Regions from separate parts of the Homo sapiens genome. Here region 2 is linked to region 1. Evidence: read pairs that join two places in POLR2A ChIA-PET (ENCODE). Cell type or tissue: PC-9. All regions are shown on one strand. Each heading gives the region's core, and the rest is flanking DNA. Links, peaks and the distances in the headings are about the cores only. Region 1 overlaps MANEA (mannosidase endo-alpha). Region 2 has its middle 57 kb from the start of MANEA-DT.

Region 1 (12,811 bases), core at 1,589-9,588:
GAATAAGAGCATAATCATGCAAGCACATAGTATACATTATCTCTTCTCACATCTCATCAGCCAAAGCAAGCCATAAGGCCAAACCCAACAACAACAGGGCAGGAAGTATACTTACTCTTTGCATGCAGGGGAAGGAAAACCAGATTATTTGCTAAACAATGACGGAATCTACCAAATATTTCTGTCATGTCTTACTCAAAAAATTGTTCCGTTGCTGTGTTCTTAATGGTGCAGGATATAGAGGAAGGAATCCAGCCCTGATTTTTACACTCTCTGCAAAACCAGCCTACTAAATGACAGTTATAAGTGCAACAGCCTTTGCTCTAGCAAACATGCAGACAAGTATACTTTAAAAGAACAGAAACTAAATCGCTTTGAAAAATCAAGATTTAAATTTTAGTTTCACTCATTTACACTTCCAAAAAAAAACCTAGTCACATTTGCTAAAGATAATGAAAAATAACTAAAGCACCAATCATTTCCTTTTCTTGCATGTTTGTTTATAATTTAAAAGGCACTTACTTAAAATAACTCTTGGTTGAAGTTAACAAATCAAAATTACAATTACAAAATATTTAATGACTAATATTAGTAAAAACATTATATAATCAAAATGAATGAACTATAACAAAAGTTTAACTGTGAGACGGATTCATTCCCTAAAAATTCTCCATCCATTTAGTATTTCCATGCTTTGAAGACTAGCAAGAAAAAAGAGATGTTACTAATGAACGCATTTTACACTTAAAAGTTTTAGATGTGGTCAGTTATGTGCATTGGAGGCTCCAATTTGTCAGCACACAATCTACAACATCATTAATCTTTTCCTATCAGATTGCCTTAGCACACTGAATAATTCTAGTAAGGTACTGTCATTCATTAAACATATTAAAATTTCCTTATATTAGCAAGAAAAGGGAAAGTTTTCCATTCTTTAAAAAAACAGGATTTACTGCATTTTATTGAGTTAGGAAAAATGTCTGTTCCACAACAACAGAAATCATAGACAAATCCAATAAAACTATCTTATGGTTTCATTGTCATTGTACAAATGAAGGGGATAAGCCAAGAAGATCAAGGAACTAATATAAGATTCCAGAGCTACTCAGTTAGAACAAGCTCCAGTCTCATGATTCCAGGTCTATTCTTTGTCTATACATAGTTCCTCACCATACACGAGGCCAAGAAACTGTTCTAAAAATTTTGGAAAACATTAGTCTATCGTGTTCCAAGTTTTTCTGATCATTAGATATAAAATCCCTAGCACAGAGAGATCAAGTATGCTGGCAACATTAAATAGGCAATTAGTGGTCGAGCTCTTTGCCACACTCTCCTTCTCTACACAGACACTTTAAACAGGAGAAAAAGCCAACCAATCCTCATATATCATAACATTTTCATTTTCTCTTTCAAAACTTCCTGAAAGTACTAAAATAGCCAGTTTCTTGAGCTTCCATCTTCCAGGATTTTGGCAGGGCCTGGACAGAAAAGCAGCTCTTGGGCTTGTTTTGTGGAAGATAAATCAATCACTTACCCAACCTCAGCCTGGGCACCAGAACCTGGAGGCTTGCCTATTTGCAGATTTCAAATGCCAATAAGAACTCACTGAAAGGCACCAAGGGACATGGCAGGTGACAGCTCTTGCTAGACAGCTAATTTGAGAGATGCTGTCTTAACAGTTTCAGGATAGTAAATCAGAAAGAAGAGGCAGCTTTATGGACAGAAATAAAAAAATGCTTGCCTATTTAGCTCTTTCTCACTCCCTACAGTTCCATTTCTATTCTCCAATAACTACTCAATCTCTAGGCTGCAAAAGGAAAATTAAGACAAAACTAATGTTTCACATTTTTATTTGAAACGAAATATTTCAACAGTGGTCCATAACATATCTTACAGGGCTCAATTACCAGTATTGGACAAACCAGATTGTCCTCCATTAGAATATAACTGCAAGAAGTTACAGAGCAAATAAAAAGCTTCAGCAAATTTTAAGAGTGGTTGCAATCTCAGAGTGGTCTCTAGTTAAAAGAACCTACATCACTTTTTTTTTTTTTTTTGAGATAGACTCTCACTCTGTCGCCCAGGCTGGAGTGCAGTGGCACCAATCTCAGCTCACTGCAATCTCTGCCTCCCAGGTTCAAGCAATTCTCATGCCTCAGCCTCCTGAGTAGTAGCTGGGACTACAGGTGTAGTATATCCATCAGATATAGTGTTTGAAATAAGATACTAAGAGACACCCTTTATCAAGCTAAAGAACTTTGGTTACTAAGGACTTCATTAACAATGAATTTTTATTTCCTAAAATTTTCAGTATCTCTTAAGATAACCATGTTTTACCTTCTTTAAATAATCAATGAAGTTTTATTTACTTAGTGCTTACTCTGTGCCAGACAGCAATCTATGTTTTACATATATTATCTAATATAATCTTTATAACCATTCTGTGTGTAAGGAAGGTTTTGTTGCTATTTCTATTTTAGAGATGAAGAAGCTGAGACACAAGTCATTTATAAAGCTACAAGGTGGTTGAGCCAGGATTGAATGCAGACCTGAATTTAGATTCAGATTTCATATGATTGGAACCATTCTTAAATCCTTGCTAATAAACACTTCTTCTCAAAATTCCCTCTAGGAATTTTGAATCTATTTTCATTGGTAAGATTAGTCTGTCTCTTTCTTGTTCTATCCTTTCTTAGTTTTAAATAAAAATTGTGCTATTGTGGAATAAATTTGGAAGTTTTCTGTGGTTGCCATTCTTCAAGATGGCCCCCCGATACCCATCTCCTGGTATTCATAACTTTGCAGTTCCCTCCCACATTGTGCCATGGTTGTTTTATCCGTAGATAAAACAACAGAATGGGACAGAAGTATTAACACGTCATTGCCAAGATTTATGTCAAAAAACAAAACAAACAAAAACAACCCTGTAGCCCCTATATTAGACTCTCTCTCAGATCTTTCACTCTAGTGAAGCTGGAGGCCCATATATAGAAGTACAGAGTCTCCAGTTCACCTGCTGCAAAGAACTGAGGTCTGTCATCCACCACATGAGAAAGTCTGTTAGTGGATCCTCTAGCCTCAGATGACTACAGCACCAGCCAATAGCTTGCCTGTAACCTCCTTCAGAGACCCTGAACCAGACACTCCCAAATAAGCCACTTCCAGATGCTTGACCCTTAGAAATTGTGTGAGGTAACAAATGTTTATTGTTTTAAGCTACCAAGTTTTGGAATAATTTGTTATGCAGCAATAGATAGTGAGTATACTTGACACTGTATTTCAGTTATCATAAAAATCAACTATTCTGAATACAACTGAGAGGTAAACCTGACACTTTGGGGAAGACATTTGTTCAATTATCTTTTATACGTTTTTTTCTAGGATAGTCAATTCAGATTCTTTAAACCTCTTTCTGCACCAAAAAAAATTAATTTTAGTATTTTCCTATAAAACTACCATATAAATTTTAAATAGACTGATATAAAATCTTAAACTCTCTTCTGAAACTATAGGTATATTTCTTTTCAATTTTTGCTGATATGTTTTCTCAATTTCTTTTCTTTTTTAATCTCACCAATGGCTTGCCTATTGTTTTTTCCCCAAAAGTGGACAATAGTAAAGATTAATTTATCCAGACTACTGATTTTGAAGGACTTGTATACTATTTAATTAATTTCACACTTCATCTATCATAGTTCTTTCTTCTACTATGTCTTATTATTTAGGTCCCATTGGTATTGATAATGCAATAATCTCAGTGCTATTTATATCACTTAAATTTCAGAGTTATTCTCAATTATGTTATTAAAATTTTAATAATTTTATACTTTCTAAATGGTTTGGACTTAATTATTAACATTCCATGGTACTGAATGTGGTCAGAGAATGCAGACTCTATGGTTATAATTTTTATGAATTTATTAGAATTAATGTTGCTACCTAATACATGACCAATTTTTAAAATGTATCTTTGGATATTAAAAACAGTGCTTATTTACTTGCTATTCAGTATAAAATTTTCTTTTGTAGTGCTATTTAAATACTTTTAATCATCACTCCTATTTGTTTCCATGATTCATTAATTTCTAAAAGAAATAAAATCTTAAGACTGTCAGAAGTGTTCCCTCATTTGCAACACACATTAATTTCTGCATCAAATATACTTGATCTTTCTGCTGTATTCTATATTTACTCAGGTGTGTATGTGTATGCACATTAAATAAGGTTTAAATGAAAATTGGATTTTGAAAAATATTTGAGCAAGTTTATTTTTTAACTACTTTATAAATATGCAAAGTTACATGGTTAATACTTGTTTTTAGATTTTTGACATCTAAGATATTTAGACATATAAATCTTCACTACTATATTATCTTCACAAAAGAACCTTTCAATCCCTTTCTACTATAAAAAAATAAAACATTAGAAACATAGTAAAGAATCTCTAAAATATAATTTAGATAAGATTGAAATTCCTATTATAGAAATTTTCTTTATGAAATATAGTATTTAAAAGATTCTAAGTCATTATCATTTTTAATTAAAATTACTATTTCAAAAATTGTTATTACTCTCCTCTTGTCCAAAAGAATTAACTTATGTATAGCTTGAAAATAAAATAAAATACCTTTAGGTTATATTTATGAGCTTTATCCAAAATAGTGGGTACCAAGTTATCAGTAGGTTCTCCATTTTCATCATTTACATCAGGTGGGTACCAAGAGAGGGCTAGTACACCTAATAGAAAAGACCAAAAAGAAAGGGAAAAGACAAGAACATGAATGCAGATATTCTTAAAAAGGCACAGTAAGTACCAAAGAGTTAACAATAGAAGAACATATTTATACGAGGTGGTTTTGTTAAGTTCCTTCAGAATACATATGGCTATTTGATCACTTTGTCAATATTTATGACCTCTTTATCAGGCATTAATAAGCTTTTGTAAAAGTGAACAGACTTTACATTTTAGAGTAAGTTTTAGGTTTACATAAAAATAGCAAAGAAAATATGGAGTTCTCATATACTCTTCCTCCTACCTGCCCCAACCCTCCACACGGTTTCTCCTATAATTAACATCTTTCATTTGCTACAATTGATGACCCAATATTGAAAGATTTTTATTCACTAAAGTCCATAGTTTACATCAGGGTTGACACTTTGTGTTGTACAGTTCGACAGGTTTTGACAAATCTATTATACCATATGCTCTCCATTAGAGTAGCTGAAAAACTAGTTTTACCAGCTCTATAAACCTCCTGTGCTATACTGATTCATCCCCGTTCCCTCTCCCCCTCACCCCTGCCAATAACTAAGCTTTTTGCTGCCTATAATTTTGCCTTTTCCAGAAGGTCATATAGTTGGAATTACAAAGTATGTAGCTTTTTAGAACTGGCTTCATTCATTTAGCAACTTGAATTTTTAGGTTCCTTCATACCTTTTCATAACTTGATAGCTCATTTCTTTTTACTGCTGCATAATATGCCATTGTATTTATTTTATACATTCACCTAATGAAGGACATCTTGGTTGCTTCCAATTTTTGCCCATTATGAGTAAAACTGCTATAAACATTTATATGCTGTTTTTGTGTAGATCAATACCTTTTAACAGAAGATTCTAACATAGTAAAATAATTACTGTTCCTCTCTGTAGTGCCTGCCTACTTATTTTTGAACTGATAAATTATGTGTTAGAAGCATAAATTACATGAAAATCACTAACTGGAGACGGAATATTTAAGATGAATTAATTCAAAGCCTCATTACGTATACAAAGAAATGGACAGTCATTAGAAAGATTGCACAAATTTCTAGATAAATAAACAGACTCTTTAAGGCAGAGAAATAAATAATAATGGTACCAAAAGAGAAGCATATGGAAATTAAGAAATTGAAGGTAAGAAACTGCTGGAGAACTAAATTTTAAGACCTAAGTTTTGTGCTAGCCGCCATGTACAAATAAGTAAGTCCCATCTAGGACAACAAAATCAAAGTTAATGGAAAAATAATCCTTATGTCCCCTATCCACTCTGAAAATAAGAATGGCAACTAGAACGAAACATAGAAAAAATAACCTATAACATATGAGGCTTTAGGGAAACTGGCTAGCCAGAGGAAGGCATATCCTAGAGAGAAATGCTGGTGAGAAAAGTGTCTGGAGACAATCCAACATTTTATAAGCGATCACTTACAATCTTGTAAGATTACTAGCCCAGCTTATAAGAAGAATATCACCAATGAAAATAAGAATGACAACAAAAAGTTTTCTCAACATGGGACCTACGAAAAAATTATTTTATGCAGAAAATGAAAGGAACAAAATAAGAAAAAATATTAAACAACAGAAAGATTATGCTATGAATCACATGAAAATTATAAGCAAAACATTCTTCCATAAAAGTAAAAACAAAACAAGATTCCTGTTTCTAATAATAGCAGACTAGTCTAAAATAACAGTTGGTCTAATAGTAAACCAAGCACTCTCCATGAAAATAACCATTATTATTATATAAAACACGGGGAGAAAATGTCTTAAAGAGCTGAAGAGAGTAAGAAATGTCCTGGCCAAATTGAAGGGAAAATGTGAAACCAGAAAGATAAGTGAGCAAGGAGGTCTGTTTGCCCCAAGCAAAATTGGTACAAGTAAACCAACTCTCAAAAGCAGTGAATTAAACTGCAGGTTCACAATGCTTGTACAATCCTCTAGCTTTAGACCTAATTTAAGGTAACCAGAAATGGTATTCTAAACAGTCACCAGGCAGAAGCAAAAGAAAATCCTTTCTGGAGGAAGGCATCTTCTTCCTGGGCCTCAAATTATTTACAAAAAGTATTTCATAAAGAACAATAAATAGTATACAATCAAAGATAATTAAGAACACAAAGAATAAAACACCATGCACAAGAATTGGCAGAAACAAGACAACAGCAACATGCAACAACTTCAGGTATCGCCATTACACACACTTCTAAAAATTACCTTCATAGTTTAAAAAAGATAAAAAGCACTTACCTTTAAAAATGCAGAAAATCATTACTTTTGCCCTTTTCCTAATTCATCTACCACTCTTCTATTTCTTTTTGTGAGAGGCAGGGCAGTATAGTAGAATATGCATGCGCTTTGAACATGTATTCAAATATCTCACCACTTATCAGCTACATGAACTAAGGGCAAGTTAACTTCTTGCTTCTGTGGCCTCACCATCAAAACACAGATTATTCTTACCTTTCAGGATATATTTTAAGTACACACATAAAATTCCACTTACTAGACTACAGTATTCAAGAAATATTCGTTCCTTTAACTACAACATTCTCTGTTTTTTCCCTCACATTTTTCCCTCCCTCTTCAACCATACCCCTCTCCTAGCACGCACATACACATGTACACACACATGAGCTTTTGCTTTTTTTTTTTGAGACGGAATCTTGCTCTGTTGCCAGGCTGGAGTGCAGTGGCACAATCTCAGCTCACTGCAACCTCCGCCTCCCAGGTTCAAGTGATTCTCCTGCCTCATTCTATCGATTACAGATAGAATCCCTCCTCTGGGATTACAGGCACCCACCACCACACCTGGCTAATTTTTGTATTTTTAGTAGAGATGGGGTTTCACCATGTTGGCCAGGATGGTCTTGATCTCCTGATCTCCTGATCCTCCCACCTCGGCCTCCCAAAGTGCTGGGATTACAGGCGTGAGCCACCACACCCAGCCAGTCTTTTCCATCTTTATACTATCATCTCCATTCCACCATTTCTTTACTCTCTTCCTCAAGCTTGATTACATTCTAGTCCTATGCTCTCCAAAATAATACCCATATCTACCATATAAATTAAAATTTAAAAGAATTAAGTTTTCTTGCACACTCAACTAGCTACGTTTCAAGTGTTCAATAGCCACATATGACTATGTATCTACTGTTTTAGGCAGCACAGATAGAGAATATTTTCATCATCACAGAAAATTCTACTGGATAGCGCTGCCATATTATTCTGATTCTCCTAATAAATTAACCATCCCATTCTTGGTCTAGTAATTTCTCTTCCTCTTTTATCCTCTTTGCAAGTATACTCTATGGCTTTGGAGGAATGTTCTTTCTTCTCCCTTACAATGTTGTTATATTTCAGCTTCTTTATTGCATCAATTATGACTTCCAGATATCTAATTCTATCCCTATACTGTGATCCACAGCCCAATTAATCATTATACAGTGTCTTCTGGACTGTGGCACTGAATAAATACTAGCCTGGGAACCACGCCAGTGATTGTCGTACTTCTGAGGAGTGTTGGGAATTTACAATGGCAGTGAATCCTTGATAGTAACCAGAGAAGTGTCTATAAAATAAGCCAACTGAGTATCACTTATAAGTAAAATCTATTACTCTGTATTTCTGTCATCCTAATTGCTTAGCAAACTCTAGGATGCTCTTTGAAGTCCATTCTTGAAATATTAGCAAACTAAATGCAAAAACTCATGTCATGTTGCTCATGTCACCCCTCCATGCCACTTATTACAGGACCTTCAATATAATTGATAGTCAATTTTTTTTGTTGTTAGTAAAGTGATGCATTCAAATAGGATAACAGTTAAGAATATAGGGTATAAAAATCAGATAGGCCTAGAGAATCGAGTTCTTATTCTGTTATTTGATAGATGAGTATCTTTAGGTAAGTTATTTTACTTAAGTTTCCACATCTGTAAAATGTAGGATAAGGCCTGTTTTAAAAAGCACAAATGAGAGAATGCATCATGCAGAGTAAAACACCTAAAAAGTGATTATAAATAACACTTAATAACAAGAAGACAGTATAATGATGGATAAATTTGGATACCTTGAGCCCCAGAAAACTTGTTATGTGTTCATAGGAAATTTAGAGCTTCTTTTGAACATCTCAAACATTCTTTCAAACTAAAGCTTTAAGAGAAAAAAAGGCAAGCTCATTTCTAGACGTAACACAATTTTCACTATCTTACCCAGGGTGACATACTTTTAACAAAATTTTACAAGGTACAGAAAAAAAAGCAAGAAAAACAATTCACTGACAAGAAACAAAGCAATCAATAGAAACAGACTCACAAATGAGATACGTTGGAATCATCAGAGAGAGAATATAAAATTACTGTAATGAATATCTTAAAGGATCTAATGGACAAAGTAGCTAACACACAAGATCTGGCAAATTTCAGCAGAGATATGGGAACTATAAGAACAAATAAAACAGAAATGCCAGGAATGAAAGACTACTTAAAAAGATGAATTAATGCCTTTAATAGGCTCATTAACAGAGCTGAGGAGATAATCAGGAAACTTCAAGGCAAGTCAAAAGAAATTACCTTATCCAAATTACCATAATGAGAAAAAAGACTGGGGAAAACAATAGAACAATGCATTTAACAGTTGCGAGATAAATATCAAAGTTCTAGTACACATGTAATTGGAAACCCAGAAGTAGGAGGTTTATTTGAAAAAATAATCAGGCTGGACACGGTGGCTGACGCCTGTAATCCTAGCACTTTGGGAGGCCCAGGCAGGTGGATAACGAGCTCAGGAGATCGAGACCATACTGGACAACATGGTGAAACCTTGTCTCTACTAAAAGTACAAAAATTAGCTACGCGTGGTGGAGCACATCTGTAGTCCCAGCTACTTGGGAGGGTGAGGCAGGAGAATTGCTTGAACCCAGGAGGCAGAGGTTGCAGTGACAGTGAGCTGAGATCAGGCCACTGCACTCCAGCCTGGGCGACAGGGTGGGACTCCATCTCATAAAACAATAACAATAATCACTAAGAATTTAGCAAAATTAATAAAAGACACAAAGCAACAGATTAAAAATTCAGAGAACACCAAGAAGGATAAATAACAAAAAATAACAGGAGTAACAAGTAACCATACCATGTTTAGACTGCTAAAAAACAAAATAGAAAAAAGAAAAAAAGAAAAAAATTAAATGCAGCCAGAAAACAACAACAGCAACAACAAAACATATCCATCCAAGAAAATGAGGATATAAAAAGATTTTTTTAAATTACGGCAGACTACTCATCAGAAACCATGAAAGACTGAAGAAAAAGAAGAAAAAAAGAAATGGAATACATTTTCAAAATTCCAAAAGAAAACAATCCCCTAAAACCTGCCCATTGAGAATTCCATAGGTGATGAAACATCTTTCAAAATAAAGGCTACAAACAAAATTTGAAAATATTCATTGCAAGGAGACCAGTAAAACAAGATAAAAGAAATTTTTAAGAGAGAAAGAATATGATATTAGACATACACTTGGATCTACATTAAAATATGGATGGGGAACAGTAGAAATGGAATAAATGTAAAAAACATTCTTACTTTTAATCACTGTGAAAAACAACTGATTATTGAAAAGAGTGATCAGCAAACTATGACCCATCGGCCAAATCTTGCCTTTTACAGGCCAATTCATCTATATATTTGTCTATCTATTGCTTATAACCATTTTCACACTATAAGGATAGAGCTGAGTGGTTGCAAAGAGAGAGAGTGAGGGACTCACAAAATCAAAAATATATATTAGGCAGTCCTTTACAGAAAATGCTTGCCAACCTCTGGCCTACAGCAATGATAGTAAAATACCATTTCTTATGTGACAGAATTACGACAATAGCAAACTATGGGAGGGAAACATAGGGAATATCAGTGGTGAAGACCTTACATTACACATTAAGTATATATTATTTGCAAGTAGACTGTCTCCTTGCAATGAATACTTTCAAATTTTTTTTGTAGCCAAAGGTTGGGCATCTATAGCAATATGAAAGCTTTATGGAATATCACCACTCTACAGTTATAAATATAACCTTTAAACTTAATGCAAATAGTTATTATAAAAGGAAATTTTATGACATCATATTAGATGTTATTAGGTACATTTAAACTTTATGTGTCTAATTCATCTCATTGTGACTTCTACTTTTATGTATAAATTTTTAAAGGCAGGAGATGCAGAAGTAAGAATTGTAACCTTACTAAAACAAATATGTCATACTTTCAGGAAATATTCTAATGTTGAAATCCATCCAGTGTTTTTAAAGCAACAATGATGAAAACAAAGGAACTGGGAAATGTGACTTGCTCATTTTTATGTCCCTAGAATCTAGCACAAGCTTGGAACGTCATGGAAAATCAATAAATATTTAGTGCTAAACTGAAACAATGGGAAGATAATTTTAAAGTCATAGAGTACATTATGTTTTGCTAAATGTAGCAGTTCTCTATTTTGCCATAACAAACTATCACAAATTTAGTTGCTTAAAACAACGTAAATTTATTACCTTACAGTTTTGCATGTCAGGAGTGTTGACATGGGTCTTAATATGCTAAGATCAAGGCCAGGTATTGGACTGGATGACATTCCTTTCTGGAGGCTCTAGGAAAGAATCCCTTTCCTTGCCATTCAAGCTTGTAGAGGCTACCACATTCTTTGGCTCATGAACTTCTTGTTCCATCTTCAAAGATAGCAACAGGGGGTCGAGTCTCTCGTGCATCCCTCTGACTCTCTTTTCCCTCTTCTTCTATTTATAAGGACTTATGTGACTAGATTAGCTGTACCCAAATAATGAAGGATAATGCCATCTCAAGTTCAGATGATTAGCAATCTTTTGCACCTGCAACCCTAATTCCCCTTTTGCCAAATAAAATAATATATTCACAGATTGTGGGAATTACGATGTCCACATCAGAAAATGGGGGCTATTTTCTGACCAGTCTACTAAAGTTTTAGTAAACTGTATAAAAAAAAGAAGGCATTCATCTGTTACTTTTAGAGTTGTAATACAGCAATACAAGAGGATAGAATACATGATACGTAATATTTTACTTAAAAGACTTGAAAAGGATACAAATCTACCATATGCCATTGTAATATATCTGATACATTATATATAATAATTGGATTTTAAACATAACATTAATAGTTCATTTTAATTTTATCATTCTTTTCAATGAAGGGTTGAGCCATTAGGATTTATGCCAACCACACTTAATTGTAAAAGCAGAAAATCAACCAACTTGTACTCTGCGATATAACAGCATAATTACTTCACACAGCAATTCAACTTAAGATAAAAAGAAGGCCATTTATATCAAAGGAAAAATATGAATGTTAAATATGTAGTCAAAGCACAGTCAACCATACAACAATTTAAACAGCCTTCATTTACTATCTTCTTCAATCCAAAGAATGCCTGAGTCAGCATGCCAGCTCCATGGATTAAATTAGGGTTTTGAGTCAGTATTCCAACAGTCAAATTATTTTCTGCCTGGTAACAATGAGTATAATTCAATATTTAACTCATTAAGAAATTATTTCTTTATTTATAAATTGATTATGTCACTTTTATTATCAAGTTTATTTTTTAATTTTGTCTAGGAGAAAATCCATCAAAAAGTAAAATATTTGCATCCGTAGTGAAGCTGTCAACATTTAAAATTGAAATGACTGTATTACTGTCAATGTTTAGAAATAATTAATGTTCATATACATGATACAATACTAAAATATTATACAGGGAAAAAGGTCTTTATAAATATGAATAGGCATAAAAATGTTTACTGAAACTTTTCTTCCTGATCACAAACTATACCAAAAATAGTGTAACACATATATTTCTATTTAAAATTTATATTTACCACATATATTATTTATATATGTTTATGTATTACAAATATGTATTAATATTAGTTATATTTATAATGGAGGGGAAAAAACCCTCATTGTATACTATTCAAATTGCAAATGAAAATTAAAACTTTAAAGAACAACCATTTCCTCTGTCAATCTAGC
Region 2 (12,811 bases), core at 3,222-11,221, 77 kb after region 1:
CATCTATTTAAATGTGAAAGATCTTATGTTTTCTCTCTGGGAGGGACGGAAACTGTGTTGAATTCTATACCTCTTGAATCTAAAGAAATATTGATTGATCTTCATTACAATTCATTGAATCTTTGTGTGAAATCCAAATTACCTTGCCACTAAAACAACATTCCTATTCTTTCACATAACTTCAGTCTTGCCTTACAAGCCCTCATCATTTCTTTTTCCAACATAAAATGAATTACAAGCAATTTCCACAGAATTAGTTGTTCTTCACATATACCATCGTTTAATGGCCTATGGGTAAAATTTTTTAGTAAACATCCCTCTTGGGAACTCCTAATTTATATGAGTATAAAATGTCCCAAGAAGGTTTAGAGTGAAGACTCCTGTGTTAAAAAATCTTTTAAATATTCTTGGGCATAGAGCACTTTATTCGTACAATCTATGTTAGCATACAATGGAACACAGTTTGGAAAAAATACTGTTTAATTATTCTCCTGTTTCATTACCTATACATTGCCTGGGAAGAATGAATTTTTTTGTATGCAGTACTTTCATGCTTTGGGTTATATTATAAAGATAGATTTCTTATGCCTGAAGTAACAGATCAATATCATATACACTCTTAGATGTTTTGTATAGGAGTTGCTCAATTTCTTCCAAAGGATTTCTTCTAGTTATATTTCAGTTTCCTCCTTTGCACTTTTGTTTACATTTGTATTATCATATTTTAAATGTTTGTTAACATGAGAGAAGGAATGGGGTACTTTATTTCATTTGAAATTATTTTATAAAATGTTTGAAGAAAACTATATAACTCATGTCTTTTATTAACTCTAACATTTATTATTTCCATATATACTTTTATTCAACTTGAAAACTATTCTTTCTATAAACCCTCATTTTAGTTAAAATAGTTCTCATTTAGTTTTGCTCTTTGCAACCAAACAAGAGTATTAATATCAAGTTCAAATGGAGTTCTCAATTAAACCTTTTATGACCTTTAAAAATAACTAAAATTTATTAGGAAGTAAAAAAGATGTACAGAAAATTTTAATGTAGCACAACTAAAAATCAGTATTTTTAGGCCACAGTAAAACTTAAACAGATGTTATAATACTTTCCAAATTGAATAAAACTACATGAATTTCAGAATTTGATTTTGGGACAATTAGCCAAACATGTCAAAAGGCTCAAAATGCTTGATCAAAACAGAGTCATAGGTCACTGCTGTGTCTGGAATTGGTGGGTTCTTGGTCTGACTTCAAGAATTAAGCCACAGACCCTCATGGTGAGTGCTACAGTTCTTAAAGATCGTGTGTACAGAGTTTGTTCCTTCCGATGTTCCGACGTGCCCAGAGTTTCTTCCTTCTGTTGGGTTCTTGGTCTGACTTCAATAATGAAGCCACGGACCCTCATGGTGAGTGTTACAGTTCTTAAAGATGGTGTGTCCAGAGTTTGTTCCTTCCAATGTTCAGACGTGTCCGGAGATTCTTCCTTCCTGTGGGTTGGTGGTCTCGCTGACTTCAGGAGTGAAAGTCCACTTTTGCAGGGAGTATTACAGCTCTTAAAGGTGGTGCAGACCCAGAGTTAGCAGCAACAAGATTTATTGGGAAGAGCAAAAGAACAAAACCTCCAGCCTGATGAAGCGGACCTGAGCGACTTGCTTTTGCTGGCTGGGGTGGCCAGCTTTTATTCCCTTATTTGGCCCCACCCACATCCTGCTGATTGGTCCAATTTACAGAGAGCTGACTGGCCCATTTTACAGAGTGCTGAATGGTCTGTTTTACGGAGTGCTGATTGGTTTGTTTTGACAGAGTGCTGATTGGTGTGTTTGCAAACCTTTAGCTAGACACAGAGCATTGATTGGTGCGTTTACAATCCTTTAGCTAGACAGAAAAGTTCTCCAAATCCCCACCCTACCCAGAAGCCCAGCTGGCTTCACCTCTCATTGTAGTATTATATAATATTCATTTAACTAGAATAATAATCAGAAGACTTCAAAAGCAAAGTAGAAATTTACATGGATTACAAACCTTAATCCTTCAAAAGCTAAGTTTTCCTAAGTAACCCAAAACCCAAGAAAGACAATGTAGCAATTACCTTGATAAAATTTATTATCTTTCTTTAAGTTAGTTACTAGAAAGGAAAGAAAAACCTATGCAGTCATTGTTTCCCCTTACAGGAAGCTCATTTAGGTAACCTGGAAGTCAAACTTGATGAAAAAGTTCCTTGAATTATACTAGACACAGAAAGAATGTGTCTAAGGTTATGAGAGTACACTATATTATAGAGGAATGTAAACAAGAAAACTAGTATCTTGAGCTCTTAATAACAGCATGGGAAGTTTTCTGGTTACATGGAACAATTTAGAAACATAAAGAAAAGCCAAGTGTATAGAATCTAATTATATTGGAGGAAAGCATTGCTTTTCTAGGTCTTTAAAATAAACATTTTAGCATCAGGCCACTAACACAAGAGTTAGAAGTGGAGAAATAAGTTACAAGAGTTGACAAAAAAAAAAAAAAAAAAAAAAAAAAGGTTGAGAGAGTTATCCCCTCAGCCAAAGGAAAAAGATATAGCTTTTTAAGAGGAGAAAGAATAGAATGCCATTCTGTTGTGTATAGCCATGATTATGTAAAACTGCAAATCACGTGCACTGAGATACAGCAAAATTTGAACTTCTGAGCTATAAATCTGAGAAATTGCAAAAGGAAAACTTTATCTCAAGAAATGAAATTATTATTGTAAAAGAAAAGGGCAGCATTTTAAATTTGAAACTAGAAAAATTAAATACATCTCAGCAAGAAATGTGGCAGAAATAGAAACTGTCTGCAGTTTAGAAGATGGCATTAAAGAAACAGATTTTAAAATAAAAAATCAAAACCTGTTGGCAAATTTATTAAGAGCAGGTCAATACTTCAAGAAAACTTTGTTTGCAGTATATACGAACAGGCCCTGGTACTATAACAGTGCTTCCTTGCCACCAATGTTTAATTTTTAGAAAAACACATAAATAATTTCTTTTTAGTCTCAGCTTATCGAAGCACACATAAAACTTCCTTTATAAGGCCCATCCTTTACAAATCCTCTTTGACTTGTTTAGACTGTTTATATTTTCTTAACCTCTAAGTCATTCATTTAAAAAAAATTTATTATTAATTTTATCTTAGTACAAAAATTCACTATATAAGATTATTTATCATACAAAATTATTTTTCCTTAAATGTATATTTCTATTAGTAGAGCTAAATATATTTTTATCTTGTTTGGACATGACTAAGAAATTTAATTAATATCTATTTGTTAATTTAACATAATTTTAAGATTTTAAATTACATAAAAGCTTCATTTATAAACATTTATTCCATTTACAATTACCCATTTTATTTAGCTTTTTAACAATTACACCTAGATTACCTATGAAAATTGAGTATTTACACAGAAGTAATCATTATTTTAAGTTGCCCTTCTATAAATAAATTTTATAACCTATAAACAGAAGCCAATTAATGCAAGTGCTGAATATGCAAAAATCAAATAAACCCAAACATGGATGGAAAACAAAGTACATACTAAGAAGAATGATAAGTCACCTTCTCCAACAAAGGAAAAAAAATCGCTTCACTGAAGCCCCGACCCAAAGGGAAAAATCCCTTCATGCAGACCTGCAGCTGAGGAAAAAGAGTCCTCCCCAACAGGAGATCTCTCACCAAAGAGGAATATCAAGTGTTTTCCTAAGTAAGAATTTTAAAGTTAAATGGATAGGTATGTTGTTAGTAACTCAGAAGATACAGCTATTTTTATTAAATCAACAATATTAAATTAATTGTTTTTATCAAAGAATTGCATAAACAAAGATCATTTTCTTTTAGTCTGGTTATACAGCTTCATGACCTTAAAACATCTAGCAGAGGCAAATACAAAACTGTTTAATCAGTAAATTAAGCCAGGCAAAAATGTACATTCATTATTGAAAACATTTCTAACTTTGTGAAATGTGAAAACATTTCTAATTTTATCAACAATTTTTAAACCAGTTAATTTATCAAAGACGTACTTAAGTAAACTAAAAAGAAATTTGAATTAATTACTATACATTTGACATGAGTACTCATTTATTTAAATGTATTCCTTAAAAGATTTCTGGCTGACTATGCCAGATTTATTATGTAGTCACAACATACAACATAATACATGTACATGTGGATAAATATAATAAACATATATACATACCCATAAATAAAGATGTTACAGCTTTTACTTTAGAATTGTAGTCATGAGATAGTAAAACATACAAACTCATTGGTTTATAAAAGACAGTTAGATCCAAACTATTTTTCTGACAAAATGAAATAAGGCTAAACTTGAAGATTTTTAAAAACAGATAATCATATAAAGGCTGTGAACCAAATTTGGGGTATAGCAGTTTGAATTGGTTACCAATACAATGGATTGGACAAAGAATAGTTAACTGTGAAAATGTGACTACATGACAAAAAGATAAGAGGTATTCTAACAAGGTCTGTATGGTATTTTCTTGGTCTCATGTTTTAGTCCTTGAAGATAAGAATGTTGCCATTTCTTTTAGTATAGGGAGAGTATCTTTTGCATGGAAATATTTTCTTTTGCTTTTAGGAAACAGCATGAATGTCATTTTTTTTATATCTGCTGGTTTTCAATTGTTTTTACTTAAATAGTCAGTATGCCAAAATAGCTTAAGAATTTTGGAAACAGAGAGTTTAGCTTAAGAAGGATAAAGAGGAGGAACTGTAGAAAGAGGAGGGGGAAATTCCAGATAGGAAGCACATACTATCTCACCTAGCTTTGAGATAGTATTTAGTAGCAAGGCAAACTTCGAGTCCTGAATCTTGTTTGTTTTTCCTTTTTTGTAAGTATCAGTATTATCAATTGAGCTGTCAGTCTTTTTTGGAGTGTATGAGCTTTTAGCCATGGCCTTTTAGTATAGTTTTAAGGACAACAGACTGTTTGAATGAACATGTTACCGACTGGAGTCCCAGAAAATATTTTGTTATGTCTTTGTACTTTGGGAGCCCAATTCTAACTAAATTTATCTAGGTGATTTGGTTTAATGTCAAATAAACAAAAGCCAATTAAATGCAAGTGCTGAATATGCAAAAATCAAATAAACACAAACACGAATGGAAAACAAAGTACATTACTAAGAAGGATGATAAGCCACCTTCTCCAACTAAAGGAAAAAAAATCCCTTCACTGATGCCACCACCCAAAAGGAAAAATCCCTTCATGCAGACCTGCAGCTGAGATATGCCATGAGGAAAAGAGTCCTCCCCAACAGGAGATCTCTCAACCAAAGAGGAAAATACCTCTCTCAAACATGGAAGGTAAGCCACCTCCCCAACCAAATCCCAAATAAAACGAACTCAAAACAACAACAACAACAACAACAACAACAACACAGTTGGGGGAGTTTGGTCCAAGAGAGATTCACCAGGGGGAAAAAGGCAACCCAGGCAAACAGGAGGGGATCAAGGGGCCAAGTACAGGTACCTCATTTCATAGTTCTTCACAGTGATTCTCCCTGAGGTGATTCAGCTTTGAAACTATACTTCTGACACCAAGTATGTTTAAGTCAAATAAAATATAGAGACAAATTTTTAAATTTAAAATGTTTTGTCTGGGAAGCAAGAATTGTAATTTGGGGAATACACATAGATTGAGTAGTCTTCGGCATGTCTGAAGAACAAAGAGGTTAGAGGGATTATAGAAAAAAGAAGTGTCGCTTATTGTCTTGAAAGAAAGTTAAATGGCACCAGTTAAGTTTTGACGAGCTGGCAAGCTTCTATTGATGAGTGATAACAGTGGGTAAAATTAGTCTTAAGAGTCACAGCAGGCCGGGTGCAGCGGCTCATGCCTCTAATTGCAGAACTTTGGGAGGTGGAGGCGGGTGGATCACCTGAGGTCAGGAGTTCGAGACCAGCCTGGCCAAAATAGTGAAACCTCATCTCTGCTAAAAATACAAAAACCAACCAGGCGTGGTGGTGGGCGCCTGTAATTCCAGCTACTTGGGAGGCTGAGGCAGGAGAATCGCTTGAACCCGGAAGGCAGAGGTTGCCGTTAGCCGAGATCACGCAATTGAACTCCAACCTGGGCAACAAGAACAAAACTTGGTCCCCACCCCAACCCTCCCAACCTCGCCCACCCCCCCCAAAAAATAAAAAGAGTCACAGCAGATTGTTTCAGTAGGTATTAGATAAAACTGGTTTCAGGCAGTTGCAGCAGCTGGGCTTGTAGAACATTTAATTCTAGGAGCAGGTGCTATGTGCCCTAAGTGCTTTATTCCCCTGGGCTCCTTGATGGCAGTGGTGGCCACTGTGAGGACGCTAGCTGCAGCGGGGGAGGCATAGCCAGTGCTGTGCACTCCACAGAGCCAGTGCGGACTGGGAATAGGTGATTCCAGCAGAAGCTCCAAGCCCTACCGAGTTGTTGGGGCAGCAGCCCGCCCTCCTGGGCGCAGCTGCAGCTCTGAACCTGGGCATCCCCGCACTCTCGGGGCCCCAGGAAGCCCCCTTCTTCCACAGGCTCAGAAGTGTCTGCTTCCGCTCCCCGACCTCTCCCTGCTCCCTGGCACCCGACCTGGTGCAGAGCAAAATTGTGTCAGAGCCCAGGCACTGTAGCAACCCAGCAAGGTGTGCGCATGCTCAGGGCGGCACTGACAGGCCCAGGCCGGCCTCCTGCTGCCTTCGCTTCCTCCAGATTTTGGGTGCCAACAAGCGTGGGAAGGAAGTGGGGGAGCTGAAGGGCGGGGGAGCTGAAGGGCAGGGGAGCTGAAGGCAGCTCAGCACAGACCTACAGGTGCCCCACAGCACAGACAGCCTGAGCGTCATAAACCGCATGTTGATGGTAACAGGAGGCAGACAGGTTCCTGGGCGGGAAGGGGCGGGTCCCCAGTGAAACCCCACCTTCAAGCGAGGGATGGCCTGAAGCCTGCAGGCCGAACTGTCAGTTCCTTGTGGAGTCCAGGACCCAGAGTGAGAACTTCACTGATGCCTTTCGGCCAATCGGATGGTGCTTTTTCCAGGCCCACCCATGACCGCCCATGGACCAATCAGCATGCACTTCCTCTATTCTGAGTCCATAAAAATCCCTGGATTCGTACACACACTCTTCGGGATGACCTGCCTATGGTAAGGATCCGTTAGGGTGTCCTGAGAGCTGTTCTGTTACTCAGTAAAGCTCCTCTCTGCCTTGCTCACGCCCAATTGTACACGTAACTTCATTCTTCCAGGATGCGGGAAAAGAACTCAGGACCCACCAAACGGCCAGAGCAAAAGGAGCTGTAACATGTTCCTGGCCAGCTCACCAAGCTGCAGATGGTGACACACTCCTGGACTGCGGGAGTAAAGGGTGGTGACCCTCCTGGGGGTCCAGACCTTGGGATTCCCCTAGCCAGAGATACTGTAACACTATAGGTCTCCTGCTCTTTGCCTAGGCTGGGCAGCTGCCCCACATGACAGGAAGCAGTGGCAGGGCTGGGCCAGCCCAGGGGTGGCAGAATTGAAGGAGCTGTAACACAAACGGGCTGCACCATGCCCCACCTCCCCACCCGCCTCTCGCCACACTGGGCTACAAGGAGAGAAGAGCTGCGGCCCTACTGGAGGCCCAGAACTCGGGGCTCCCTAAGCCTAGGCTGTGACAAGCTGTAACTCTCTTGGGGGGCTCTGCGGTTACTAGCGTCTCCAAGCTTTCAGGCACCGCCATGTTTCCCTGTGCCAGCAGCAGAAGCTGCTTTTGGTATGGCTGGTTCAGCCGCAGCCTTCCACACAGCCAGCGCCTGTGCCGGTGCCTGGAGCTTCTCCTCCAGCCCAGCTAGTGCGCCTGACTGTGCCCATTGACCGCACCCTGATCTTGCTGGCTCACGCACCCCTTGCCGCTCAGCTTTCCTTTTAGTTTACATTTAACTAACCAGCTTTTGTCTATTTTTAAGATTATTTTATTTTTAGATATGTCTTTCTAAAGAGACATCATTGTATTGTGCTCTTTTAAAATTCAAACCCTTAGTATTTGTTTTTTTAATAGAGACATTTTAAAACATTTATATTCACTTTTGTAATGTTATCCTTGGCTTAGCCTTTGTCACTTAATTATCATAATTTCTCTAATGTTGCCTTCTTATGGTTTTGTTTGTTTTTCTCTTTTGCTGGTGGACTAGGATTTATTATCTCTTGAAACAATCTAGTAGTTCAAAATTTCATTTTTGTTTATCCTCACTCCTTTTTAGAAACATTTTTATGCTTTCCTAGTTATTATATTAAAATTTGTGTACTTATTTTAGCTGTACTTTATAGAGAAAATAATTTTACATTGAATCAACTTAAAATGAGGCTTTACACCTTTTTCATAAGTCTATGTTTGGGTTTCTTTTTTGCATTTTCATTTTAGGTTACCTTGTGTATATATATTTTTCAAAATTAATCATTTCTTTATTAATGAAGGCAGTTTAAGTGATTTTTTAAAAGTGTTTACACTAGGAACATAGTTACTGTGTATATTACTCATGATTGTTGGGGCGCTTTTCTAATCTGAATTTGCAGCTATGCTTTCTCTTTAATATAAACGTGAATGTACTGTGTGAATAACACTTTAACCAATCAAGTTAATCAAGTGTAGAAGCTGTCCAATAGTGGCTTCTCCTTCCATCAGCTAAAAAAGGTTCCTAGTGCTATGTCAGGGAGTGAGGCCATTGCTCTGGGTGTTGGCTGCCTCTCTGAGAAACACTGTCAACATTTGACTCGGTAACTGCATGTCTTTCCCATGGTGAGTGGGAGTACAACAGATTCTCTAGCACAGCAGTCCCCAACCTTTTTGGCACTGGAGACTGGTTTTATGGAGGAAAATTTTTTCACAAACCCAGGTGGCATGGGAGGGGATGATTTTGGGGTGATTCAAAGTGCATTACATTTATTTTGCACTTTATTTTTATTATATATGATAATTTGTATATATAATTTATATATAATGAAATAATTATACATTGTGCCATAATGTGGAATCAATGGAAGCCCTGATCTCATTTTCCTGCAACTAGACAGTCTCATCTGAAGGTGATGGGAGACAGTGACAGATCATCAAATATTAGATTTTCATAAGGAGCATGCAACCTAGATCCCTTATATGTGCAATTCACAATAGGGTTCATGCTTCTGTGAAAATCTAATGCTGCTGCTGATCTGACGAGAGGTGGGGCTCAGGTGGTAATGCAAGCGATGGGGAGAGGCTGTAAATACAGATGAGATAATGTAAATGATCAGGAGTGGCTGTAAATACAGATAAGCTTTGCTCAGTGGTCTGCCACTAGCCTCCTGCTATGTGGCCCAGTTCCTTAGAGTCCATGGACAGATACTGATCCATGGCCCAGGGGTTGGGGATGCCTGCTCTAGCAGACAGGTGAGTCTGGAGAAATGTGGTTACCATTGCTCTGGTAGATTACTGAATCATACAATACAGCAACTTTCAACTGTAAGAAATACCTTGACCTAAAAATAAGGGTGGGAAAGGGAATAATAGTGAAATTCATGTTATCTTCTTTGATAATTTGTTCTCACTAACACAGTCTTCTGATTAAAGAAACTGGGTGTCAAAGGTGTTAAATTAATTGTCCACAGATGGGTTGTGGAGGATTGAAGTAATTATTCTTTCTGTTGGAGAGATCTGGCTTCACTATGGAATCTGTTGTTGACCTTAATATATCCCAGGGATACTAGAAGGATAGTAACCTTCAAAACTGAAAAACCTGACCAACATCAGGAGTGAGAGAAGGCATAGAAATCAATATTTCCAGAGTCTAGTATCGCTCCTATACACACTAGAACTAGCTTTGAGATAGGTAGGTATAAAAAGTATCCTGGTTGTCTGGCTTAACTTCCTCATGATGTTTGCTAAATTGTCCCAATATCTTTTAGTTACATCAGAATTATTGCAGAACACTATATGGTTTAAATCACACATGTCATTTTTTAAATCAAATTGCCTTGGATAATATCTCACTTAAATGCATGTTGCACCATTTCTTTTCTTTCTCCACAACCTTTACAGCTAAATTTTATCCATTCTTGCCTTATATTTATCTCATGGTAATTGTAAAAACAGTATAGAATAATTTTTTTCCTAAAAAAGTTATTGCTATTACATTTTCTGAAGCCTTAAATAAATTTTTATTAACACTTTGATCTGTTATACATTACTTTAATTATAAACTTTGCTCCTTGAGTGTTTAAGGCATTAACATTCTTATGCAATTGGTAACATTCTTATGTCATGTGTCACTATTTTTGTCTTTTCTTTCCTTATCTTTAACAAAGAGACACCTATGCAAATGCAATGTTGAAGAACAGGAAAAAAAGGACCCTCATTTAATTTTGGCTAGGTGCTGTCAGGTTTTGCTTCACTCTTTTGAAGATGAAAGACAGGTAGTGAGTTAATGCCCAATACCGTGGATGACACAAACCAGATATTCAGTAACTACTTTTTCTCCTTCTAAATGTGAGACGCCATTTAGAGCTTCCCATTTTTATATACAGAGATCTTTTCTGGGTTCTGCAGTGGAAACAAGAATTCCCTTTCCAAGGAGTTCTAATTTGGAAAACGGCAGTATAGAATAGGCTTAAAGTATCTTTGAGAATTCTAAGGCATAGAGGCAAAATAGAGGACTAGGGATTTAATTTTTCTTTGGAAAGCCTTTCTATATTTGTGTGTCCAAGGTTAATAATGGCTCCATTTTTCAGGTTGGCTTTTTTCCTATTTCCTTGAATTAGAAATTTTTGTTAAGCAAGTCAGACTCATCTTATTTACGTTCTTGTCCATTCTTATGGTGTAAGTCAACGATAAGGATCCTAGTTATGTTATAATTACCTAATTGACTTTTCTAATTATTGAGGATTTGGGAAAAAACTGATAAAATTCTGTAAAATACTTTAATTCTATAAAATACTTTACTTAAGGTTTTTTTTCCCTTAGTATTTGGATATTCTCATGGAAATTTATAAAACAGTTAGGAGGTTGACGTCTCTAGCAATTTTAGTGCTTCATTGTCATGCTGGAAGTCAGCCTTTCCACTGTCTTAAGACCCTTGAAGCCTGAGTGATTTTCCTGAAGACTGACGGCTAAAGCAGAGTACGTAACCTGAAAACCCTAGACTAACTCCGACCTGCAGATATACTTTAATAGGTCCACATAAGGGTTTGTTTTTAATGGTAAAATAAGCATAGCGACATAAGCTTACCATTATAATAATTTTAAGTGTACTATTCAGTGACATTAAGTACATTCATATTGTTGTGTAACCACATCACTATCTAACTCCACAACCTTTTCATCATCCCAAATTAAAATTTACTCACCAAATAATAATTTCCATCTCTTCCTCCCCCCAGCTCCTGGTAACCACTATCTGCTTTTTGTCTCTATGAATTTAACTGCTCTGGGTACCTCAAATAAGTGGAATCATGCAACATTTGTTCTTTTGTGTCTGGCTTATTCTGCTTAGAATAATGCTTTCAAGGTTCATATATGTTGTAGTATATATCATAACTTCCTTCTTTTTTTAATGTTGCTGAATAATATTTCATTGTATGTACATGTCATATTTTGTTTATTCATCTGTTCATGGATATTTGGGTTGTTGCCACCTTGTGACTATTTTGTGAGTAATTCTGTTCTGAATATTGGTCTGCAAATATCTTTTCAAGTCCCTTCCTCTGCTTTCAATTCTTCTCAGTATGTACCTCGAAGCAAAATTGCTAGATCAATGGTAATTCTATGTTTAATTTGGAGGAGAATCTCCAAACTGTTTTCCACAGTGGTTTCACCCTTTTACATTTTTTTTCCAGCAATGTATGAGGGTTCCTTGTTTCTTTTTCTTTTTTTTTTTTTTTTTTTTTTTTTTTTTTTGAGACGGAGTTTCGCTCTTGTTGCTCAGGCTGGGGTGCAATGTTGCAATCTCGGCTCACTGCAACTTCCACTTCTCATGTTTAAGTGATTCTCCTGCCTCAGCTTCCCAAGTAGCTGGAATTACAAGCACCCGCCACCACACCCAACTAATTTTTGTATTTTTAGTAGAGACAGGTTTTTACCATGTTTAGCCAGGCTGGTCTCAAACTTCTGACCTCAGGTGATCCGCTTGCCTCTGCCTCCCAAAGTGCTGAGATTACAGGAGTGAACCAGCACACCTTGCCTCACTGTGGTTTTAATTTGTATTTCTATATAGTGTTTTGATACATTTTGAAAAAGTAGTCAATATTGAAATACTTAAAGATTTTACATAGAAACCTTGAATTCCAGCTTATCTTGAAAAACCAGAAGGTATGATAATATATATTTCTACCTTTCAGCCATGAAGCTGAGGATTGGTAGCCCTTTTAGAGGAACACGTGCTTCCAGACCAGGTATATGCTTCCTATTTTGTCCCAAGCCACCCTATATGGCCCACTCATTTATGTTATTTGCATATCCATATAAATAGTAAGTTTGCAGTCTCTGTCATTTAGTCATCCCAGACAACATATGTTTTCATCTGGGATTAGTCCATAAATATTCTGATACTTAGTTGCTATGGGGTGATATTTAGTTGCTATGCTGTGACGATAATTGACACAAGTCATAAAAAGTAACTTAGCAGGCTAAGTGAAATTATAATATTTCAGTTGTTATTGCCATTTTAGATCAATAAACATAAAGTTTGTGGGCAGGTTTTGACTCAGAATGTGTCTTAAATTCGAATTATCCCCAGGAGGGTTGCTATTTTGAGTGTTTAAAAAATCTAATTAAATTAAAGAAA

Evidence for each region. Peaks named below come from ENCODE experiments on the same cell type or tissue, not always from the same donor. Only the 100,000 strongest peaks of a DNase experiment are listed, where the experiment ranks them.
Region 2: POLR2A ChIA-PET joins it to region 1 with 19 read pairs; 4 of 35 experiments call an interaction of 5 or more read pairs at or near these places.

The regions. Positions count from the first base shown.
Region 1 is chr6:95,588,663-95,601,473 of GRCh38, reverse strand. MANEA (mannosidase endo-alpha) reads right to left here. Exons shown (of 5, transcript NM_024641.4): 3 at 4,628-4,737. Among named protein-coding and RNA genes, the nearest start is that of MANEA, 18 kb to the right of the region's middle. In PC-9, for the core only: no CTCF peak of the experiment used is centred there; a DNase peak (open chromatin) is centred at 5,253.
Region 2 is chr6:95,513,699-95,526,509 of GRCh38, reverse strand. No RefSeq gene overlaps it. Among named protein-coding and RNA genes, the nearest start is that of MANEA-DT, 57 kb to the left of the region's middle. RefSeq lists a silencer at 4,400-4,600. In PC-9, for the core only: no CTCF peak of the experiment used is centred there; DNase peaks (open chromatin) are centred at 7,019 and 10,319; H3K4me3 peaks cover 2,145 bases; H3K27ac peaks cover 715 bases.